2 separate regions of the Homo sapiens genome follow, and region 1 is linked to region 2. The links are chromatin contacts, found by Hi-C or POLR2A ChIA-PET in ENCODE. All regions are on one chromosome and are shown on one strand. Each heading gives the region's core, a stretch centred on a gene start or an enhancer-like site at or near the end of the contact. The rest is flanking DNA. Distances are from core to core; before and after follow the strand shown.

Region 1 (3,812 bases), core at 447-2,946, 70 kb after region 2:
TGAACAGAGATCATGCCACTGCAGTCCAGCCTGGGAAACAGAGCGAGACTCCATCTCATAGATAGATAGATAGATAGATAGATAGATAGATAGATAGATAGATAGATGATAGATAGATAAGATAGATAGATAGCCTGGTGTGGGTGGCCTATGGCTGTATTCTATGTTACTTGTCGGTCCACCTCTTCCTCCTGTTCCCCGCTTCTGTGGGTTGCCAGGGTCCAGCACAGTGATGTGAATTTCACCGGAGAATCACCAGAGGGTTAGAGAGATGGACCAGGGCAGGGCCCAAGGGAAAGGCTGCCCAGGAGGGGTCAGGACCAGCAAGATACGAGAGGAGTGAAGTGGCGTAGGTTGAAAGGCGGAAGGGCGGGCCCCTAAGGCTGGGTCCAAACGAGGAGGCTGCGGAAGGGAAAGTGTTATTGGACTGGGCAGAGCAGCTGGTGGGCCCGACGGATAGACATACACTGCCAGCCCGGAGTGGAAAGAACAGTTTGTGCTGTGCTTTATTAAAATGTGCATCATTCTTTTATTTTAAAATGTGCATCATTGTCTCGTGCTCGGCGCATGCGACCTCAGCGTGGTGGCCCGCTGGGGGCCTCGTTCCCGCCCAGCTCCCGCGGAGCCGCAGGGAGCAGGCGCACTCACGTGGCGCGGGCCCGGGGGCTCCCGCCCATGGCGAGGTAGACGTCGATGGGCACGTGCAGCAGCGTCAGGCAGTGGCATCCAGGGCAGCGACGAAGCGGCCTGGGGAAATTGACGCGCGACAGGGGCCGCTGAGGCAGGGGCTTGGCCCATCCTGTGGGGCGCACCCAGGGAGTGCACCTGGGGTCCCCGGGGGTCCGGACGTGGATGCGGGGTCCTGACTGCTGGGGGCGCCAAGTGGGACGGAGGGCGGGGCCGCGGGACGGGCGGAGGCGGGGGTGGGGCGCGGGCCTTACCTGACCGGGTTGTGCTCCGTCGCTACCGCCTCCGGGCTGTCCTGGGACTCGGGGGCGGCGGCAAGGCCACGGGAGTCTCCGGCCTCAATGGGGAATCTCCGACCCTGCGGGGGCTCCTGGGCGCTCATGTCCAAGCCCCGGGGCGCTCTGCGCGGGGAGTGGCGGTCAGGCCTCTCCCGGGTCGCCGGGCGCCGCCGCCTCGCGCCCGCCCCCTGGGCCGTCGCTCACCTCCCGGCGGTTGAGACCGGTCCCAGGCTAGAAGCAGCTGCCGGAGCCCTGGCCGCGGGAGAACGCTCCGGTCCAGGCGGAGCCGGGCAGGTCTCTGTGGCGTGCCCGGGCCCGGGCGTCGAGGAGGGCAGCATTGTGACCCGGGCCGCGGCGCGCTGACCTCACAGAGCACGTTCCTCCCACTGGAGAACCCCCAACGGTGCCCCCTGCCGCCCCTGGCACTCAGCGCGGGCCAGAATCGGGGACTGGAGGCCTCTGGCCATGGCGCCTGGAGACGGGGTCGCGCAGACCCCGGACACCCGAGGGGGGCGCAGCAGGCCAGGGCAACCCGCCGCGAGGCGGCGTCCACGCCGAGGAGCCGCGCATTCCCGGTCCACACAGACGCGGCGGAGCGCCCTCCCAGGCGGGACTACAACTCAATGCCTGGCACGGGGGCGGGCTCGGCGGTGACTTAATCCGGGCTGAGTTTGGTGGTGGTAGTGAGGGCAGGTAGGGGCACTGCCCATTTTGGCCAAGGGTCACACAGCATCTACATCACAATTGCACCGGAGTTTAAAAATGTCTGGCCCTGTCCCTCCCCACCACCCGCCGCTGTGTCCAGACAGAGAATGTTCTAACGCTGGGGGCGGCTGCGGATGAAGTCCTTGGGGAGAAAAGGAGCAGGCCAAGGGCGATGGTGGAGTAGAGCTGCCTCTCAGAGGCAGCATGAGCTGAGAGGGTGATAGGAAGGCGGCGCTAGACAGCATGGAGGACTTTCTGCTCTCCAATGGGTACCAGCTGGGCAAGACCATTGGGGAAGGGACCTACTCAAAAGTCAAAGAAGCATTTTCCAAAAAACACCAAAGAAAAGTGGCAATTAAAGTTATAGACAAGATGGGAGGGCCAGAAGGTGAGCCGGGGCCCCTTTGGAGGGAAGGAGGGAGGACTGGCTGAGGTGGGTGGGTGCTTCCTCCTGTTTGTTAGAACGATCATTCGATCATTCCCTGCTCCCGCTGGCCTGGAACCAAGCAAGCCCGATGGCAGCTCTGGAGTGGGTCAGTGGGGAACAGAGGGGTTCTGGGAGTCCAGGAACATTACACCCCCCCAGAATGCAAGATGAAAGTGGCATGAGGTGAAGGATCCTCAGAGGCAAAACCTGAGCCAGGCTTTCCTTTCCGGCAGGGGAACAGAGACTGGCAGAGGCCACAACCAGGGCTGGTAGAGAACAGGGGCTGGTGCCAAGGCCCGTGGAGATGGGAAAAAGGAAGACAGGGCTCATGGAAAGAATTGTGGGGTCAGGGGACAGTGGCGGGAGGAGCTGGCTCACCACCCTGTGGACAAATCAGGCCTTATAATTTGTGATTCTGTGGCTTTGTCTAAAAGTCCCTAAAGCACCTTGATATCCAGTCTCACAGACTGCTCACAACAGTCCACAAGGCTGGTGGGGAGTGCTTCTTTTGAATGATATACTAACGACAAAAATAATAGAAGTGAACATTCTTTGCAATGTCCAAGCAGCTAGACACACTTAAGACCATTAAGAAAGCCAAGAAATAAGACCCAGACAAGGTGGGCAGAAGTTGGAAGGCAGGAGACAGGTGTGAGGAGGTGGGCCTTTCTGATCTGCCAGCCCATCTCTCCTCCCCTTACTTCCTCAGAGTTTATCCAGAGATTCCTCCCTCGGGAGCTCCAAATCGTCCGTACCCTGGACCACAAGAACATCATCCAGGTGTATGAGATGCTGGAGTCTGCCGACGGGAAAATCTGCCTGGTGATGGAGCTCGCTGAGGGAGGGGATGTCTTTGACTGCGTGCTGAATGGGGGGCCACTGCCTGAAAGCCGGGCCAAGGCCCTCTTCCGTCAGATGGTTGAGGCCATCCGCTACTGCCATGGCTGTGGTGTGGCCCACCGGGACCTCAAATGTGAGAACGCCTTGTTGCAGGGCTTCAACCTGAAGCTGACTGACTTTGGCTTTGCCAAGGTGTTGCCCAAGTCACACCGGGAGCTGAGCCAGACCTTCTGCGGCAGTACAGCCTATGCTGCCCCCGAGGTGCTGCAGGGCATTCCCCACGATAGCAAAAAAGGTGATGTCTGGAGCATGGGTGTGGTCCTGTATGTCATGCTCTGTGCCAGCCTACCTTTTGACGACACAGACATCCCCAAGATGCTGTGGCAGCAGCAGAAGGGGGTGTCCTTCCCCACTCATCTGAGCATCTCGGCCGATTGCCAGGACCTGCTCAAGAGGCTCCTGGAACCCGATATGATCCTCCGGCCTTCAATTGAAGAAGTTAGTTGGCATCCATGGCTAGCAAGCACTTGATAAAAGCAATGGCAAGTGCTCTCCAATAAAGTAGGGGGAGAAAGCAAACCCAAAAACCCGCTTCTAAAATGGTGATATATATTTTACGCTTTAAGTTTACTTATCCTAAAACTTACCTACATCTACCCCAGCCTTACTACTACTCTTTCCTTTTAGAGATCTTCATGGAATCAAAGGGCCTCATTCAGACTTCCTTTTTTTTTTTTAAGAGTCTTGCTCTGTCGCCCAGGCTGGAATGCAGTGGCACGATTCCAGTTCACTGCAACTCTGCTTCCCAGGTTCAAGCGATTCTCCTGCCTCAGCCTCCCCAGTAGCTGGGATTACAGGCACCTCCCACCACGCCT
Region 2 (4,165 bases), core at 926-3,425:
ACCCACCCAGGGCTAGCTGAGAATTAGCAACAGAGAACTGGGAGTAGAATTTGTTCCCTGGCCCTTTGCTGTTTCTATTATAAGCCACCCAGTCTTAGATTTTCTGTTACCTTATAATTAATGACTCAAATGCAGTTTCTGAGTGAGAAACACAAGTCCCAAACACTCTTTAAAGAGGCATAAAGATGTATCTTGTTGTTTTCTTTTGTTTGAGACAAGGCCTGGCTCTATTGCCCAGGCTGGAGTGTGGTGACATGATCTTGGCTCACTGCAACATCTGTCTCCTGGGCTCAAGCCATCATCCCACCTCAGCCTCCTGAGTAGCTGGAACTACAGGAGCGCGCCCCCACACCTGGGTAATTTTTCTATTTTTTGTAGAGATGGGGTTTTGCCATGTTGCCCAGGCTGGTCTCGAACTCCTGAGCTCAAGTGATCCACCCATCTTGGCCTCCCAAAGTGCTGGGATTACAGGCGTGAGCCACTGTGCCCAGCCTCTTGTTGACTGTAGGACCACAAGTTGGCGGCTAACTTAGAGCAATGTTTGGCACACAGGAAGCACTCATTAAATATTGACATTATTGTAGTTATTTTAATAGCCCAGCATTGCACTTTTAGGTCTTTCAGCTTTCAGTGATGATCAGTTGATAATTGATGATCTGGTGGAGTGGTTCTTAATGGTAGAGTTGGGGGCAATTTTACACTCCCTTACACCCCACTAATCTTCCCCCCAACCCAATGGTAAAGCTATTGCACAGTACTTGGCAATGTCTAGAGACAATTTTGGTTGTCACAGCCTGGGGGGAAGGTGCTACTGGCATCTAGTGGGTAGAGGCTAAGGATGCTGCTTAATTTTTTTTTTTTTTGAGACAAGAGTTTCACTCTAGTTGCCCAGGCACAGAACAGCTTCACAGAAGCTGTTAATGCACAGAATAGCTTCCTACAAAAAAGCATTACCTGGCCCAAAATGTCATTAGCTACCAGGCTGAGAAACCTGCCCTCCTAGGCCGGGCGCTGTGGCTCACGCCCGTAATCTCAGCATATTGGGAGGCCGAGGTGGGCGGATCCTGAGGTCAGGAGTTCGAGACCACCTGGACCAACACGGAGAAACCCAGTCTCTACCAAAAATACAAAATTAGCCGGGCATGGTGGCACATGCTTGTAATCCCAGCTACTCGGGAGGCTGAGGCAGGAGAACCGCTTGAACACAGAGGCAGAGATTGTGGTGAGCCGAGATCACACCATTGCACTCCAGCCTGGGCAACTAGAGCGAAACTCTTGTCTCAAAAAAAAAAAAAAAAAAAAAAACAGGGAAAGAAAAGAAAGGAAACCTGCCCTCCTATCATAGGATAATCCCATTTCCTCCTGTCTAAAGAGACGCCTACTTAGTCATCCTGGGTGACTGCATCAGGGAGGTAGATTTTGGAGTCTGAAAGGCTGGGTTCTGTCACTTTGTTACAGTGCCTCTGGTGCAAAGAAAGCATTTTAAAAACCCTGTACAATTAAAAAATTGAATTTAATTACTTTGTGTAACTTTGAATAATTCACAGAAGTCTGAACTTCTTTATCCTGTCCTGTAAAATGGAGGTAAAAAGCCCTTGGCCGAGAGCTGTTTTGAGGAAAAACTGAAATAACATTGGTAAAGTGTCGCACAGTACTTGGCACACAGCAGCCCCTCGACAAACATTAGCTTTCTTTCCCTTTCTTGTCGGTTTCTTCCTCTCCAAACCCGCGTGTTGCTTTTCTTTTTAATTATTTTTCTGTAGCCCTCCTTTGCGGCCACAAACTCGCTTTCTAACCCAGGTTCAGCCCTTTTATTGGCTGAGTGACCTTGTGCAAGTCACTTTTCCCCTGTAGGCCTCGGTTTATTCTCCGTAAAATCAGAAAGTTGGCCTCCGATCTCCAAGCACGCTTTTCACGACGAAGTGGGACTGTTAAGTTTACAGAGCTGCTTTCCTCCCCCGGGACTGATGGTACGGTCCCCGGGCGGCTCCCCACCCATCTGTCGCAGACCTTGGTACAGGCCCAGGGGGCCCTCGGCGGCCTCTCCGGGCTGCCCTTGCCCCCTGCCGAGTTCCGGGCCCGTGTCTGCGCAAGCTGATTGGCTGGAGCGGTGCCCGGGCTGCGCGGCTATAGGTGAGCCCAGGAGGGGACGGGCGGGGCGGGCCGGAGGCCCGCCCCCTCCCCCCTGGGTCGGACGCTGAGCGGAGCCGCGGGCGGGAGGGCGGACGGACCGACTGACGGTAGGGACGGGAGGCGAGCAAGATGGCGCAGACGCAGGGCACCCGGAGGAAAGTCTGTTACTACTACGACGGTGAGCACCGTCCTCGCGGCGGGGGCGGGGCCAGGCCGGGCCGGACCGGGAACCTGGAGGCTGAGGCTGGAGCGCCGATGGGAGGCTGCGGGAGGCTGAGGCGCTGGGGAGAGGCTCGGAGAGGAGGCTGCGAGGGGGAAGTCGAGGCTGAGGGAGGAGGCTGCGAGGAAGGGAGATCGAGGCTGAGACCAAGAGGGGATCGCGTGGGGGAAGCGTGAGGTAATCTTGATGGGAAGATTCTGAGGAAGTCTGATGTGGAGAGTTTGAGTGGGACTCCTAGAGGGGAGGGTGCGTCGGAGCGGGGAGGCTGAATCTGATGGAGACGGCTGCAAGGATACATTTTCTTGCCGAGAACCCAAAGCTCTTCCCTGCCCCGTCCCTTCCTCATCTTTTCTGGGGGAAGAGTCCTGCACGACTGGTTGCCCGCCTCCCCTCCCCCAGCCTCTGAGCGGGGCCTGCGGTTGCTACTGCGACGTGGGGCGCCAGGGGTTGCAAGGAGAAGGATGCAACCTGTTAAAACAGACTTCTCACTTAATCTCTCAAGCAGGTTACTGTGTTCGAGGAAGTGTTGAGGGGCTGGGGCCGTGGGGTTGATCGGGTCACCCTTCCCAGTGACCGAAGTTCTCTCCGTGTCAGAGCTCAGAGTGTTAGGGGAGCACAGAGAAGAGGCACCGAACTCCACCTGAGGAGTCAGCGAAGGAGGGGACATCTTAGTTAGGACCTGAAGAACAGGAGTTCTTAGCCAGGCACAGGGAAGGCAAAGATAACAGCAAGTTTCAGAGGCAAGAGAGAGGACAGGACCTTTGAAAAACAGGCATTTGGCCGGGCGTGGTGGCTCACGCCTGTAATCCCAGCACTTTGGGAGGCCGAGGCTGGTGGATCACCTGAGGTCAGGAGTTCGAGACCAGCCTGGCCAACATGGTGAAACCCCGTCTCTACTAAAAATACAAAATTAGCCGCGCATGGTGGTGTGCGCCTGTAATCCCAGCTACTCTGGAGCCTAAGGCAGGAGAATCCCTTAGAACCCGGGAGGCAGAGGTTGCAGTGAGCTGAGATCGTGCCACTGCACTCCAGCTTGGACAACAGAGCGAGGCTCTGTCTTAAAAAAAAAAAAAAAAAAAGATGTAAATAGGGACCGGACCATGAAGGGCTGGGCATGCTGTCCCAAGGAAGTTGGACTTTATTGAGGGCACTTGTGAGTGATTCAAGTTTTATGCAGGTTATTGACATCATCAGGTTTATACCTTAGAAATTAAAGTAATGGGGGCCAGGTGCAGTGGCTCACACCTCTCTAATCCCAGTACTTTGGGAGGCTGAGGCAGGCAGATCACTCGGGGCCAGGAGTTCAGGACCAGCCTGGCCAACACGGTGAAACCCCATCTCTACTAAAAATACAAAATTTAGGCTGGGCACGGTGGCTCACGCCTGTAATCCCGGCACTTTGGGAGGCTGAGGCGGGCGGATCATGAGGTCAGGAGTTCAAGACCAGCCTGACCAACATGGTGAAACCCTGTCTCTACTAAAAATACAAAAATTACCCGGGTGTGGTGGTGCGCACCTGTAATCCCAGCTACTCAGGAGGCTGAGGCAGGAGAGTCGCTTGAACCCAGGAGGCAGAGGTTGCAGTGAGCCAAGATTGCACCGCTGCACTCCAGCCTGGGCAACAGGGTGAGACTCCATCTCAAAAAAAAAAAAAAAAATTAGCGAGGTGTGGTGGCACATGCCTGTAGTCCCAGCTACTCAGGAGGCTGAGGTGCGAGAGTTGTTTGAACCTGGGAGGCAGAGGTTGCAGTGGGCTGAGATCTCACCACTGCACTCCGTCCTGGGCAACAGAGCGAGACTTCGTCTCAAAAA

The links. A loop is a pair of places that touch in the nucleus more often than their neighbours do. ChIA-PET counts read pairs that join two places held with the same protein, here RNA polymerase II (POLR2A). Pooled maps may share reads with other maps.
Region 1: a loop to region 2 is called in a pooled map, with 2.3 times the contacts of the local background. The contact joins the promoter of FAM229A here to the promoter of HDAC1 in region 2. A Hi-C loop is called at or near these places in 10 of 168 maps with a recorded cell type or tissue (B cell, CD4-positive, alpha-beta T cell, CD4-positive, alpha-beta memory T cell and 6 more), 2 of 37 single-sample maps with no recorded cell type and 22 of 50 pooled maps. POLR2A ChIA-PET finds 5 or more read pairs at or near these places in 15 of 52 experiments (CD4-positive, alpha-beta T cell, CD4-positive, alpha-beta memory T cell, HepG2 and 11 more).

Annotation. Positions count from the first base shown.
Region 1 is chr1:32,360,789-32,364,600 of GRCh38, forward strand. It overlaps FAM229A (family with sequence similarity 229 member A), which reads right to left and starts at 1,697. Exons shown (of 3, transcript NM_001167676.2): 1 at 1,170-1,697; 2 at 942-1,088; 3 at 482-747. The coding sequence starts at 1,303. The coding sequence ends at 645. It overlaps TSSK3 (testis specific serine kinase 3), which reads left to right and starts at 1,751. Exons shown (of 2, transcript NM_052841.4): 1 at 1,751-2,058; 2 at 2,807-3,524. The coding sequence starts at 1,914. The coding sequence ends at 3,468. It overlaps LOC124903933 (a long non-coding RNA gene), which reads left to right. Exons shown (of 3, transcript XR_007065642.1): 3 at 1-540. RefSeq lists silencers at 979-1,278, 1,429-1,628.
Region 2 is chr1:32,289,908-32,294,072 of GRCh38, forward strand. It overlaps HDAC1 (histone deacetylase 1), which reads left to right and starts at 2,176. Exons shown (of 14, transcript NM_004964.3): 1 at 2,176-2,311. The coding sequence starts at 2,263. RefSeq lists a silencer at 1,890-2,299 and enhancers at 2,910-2,969, 3,041-3,615.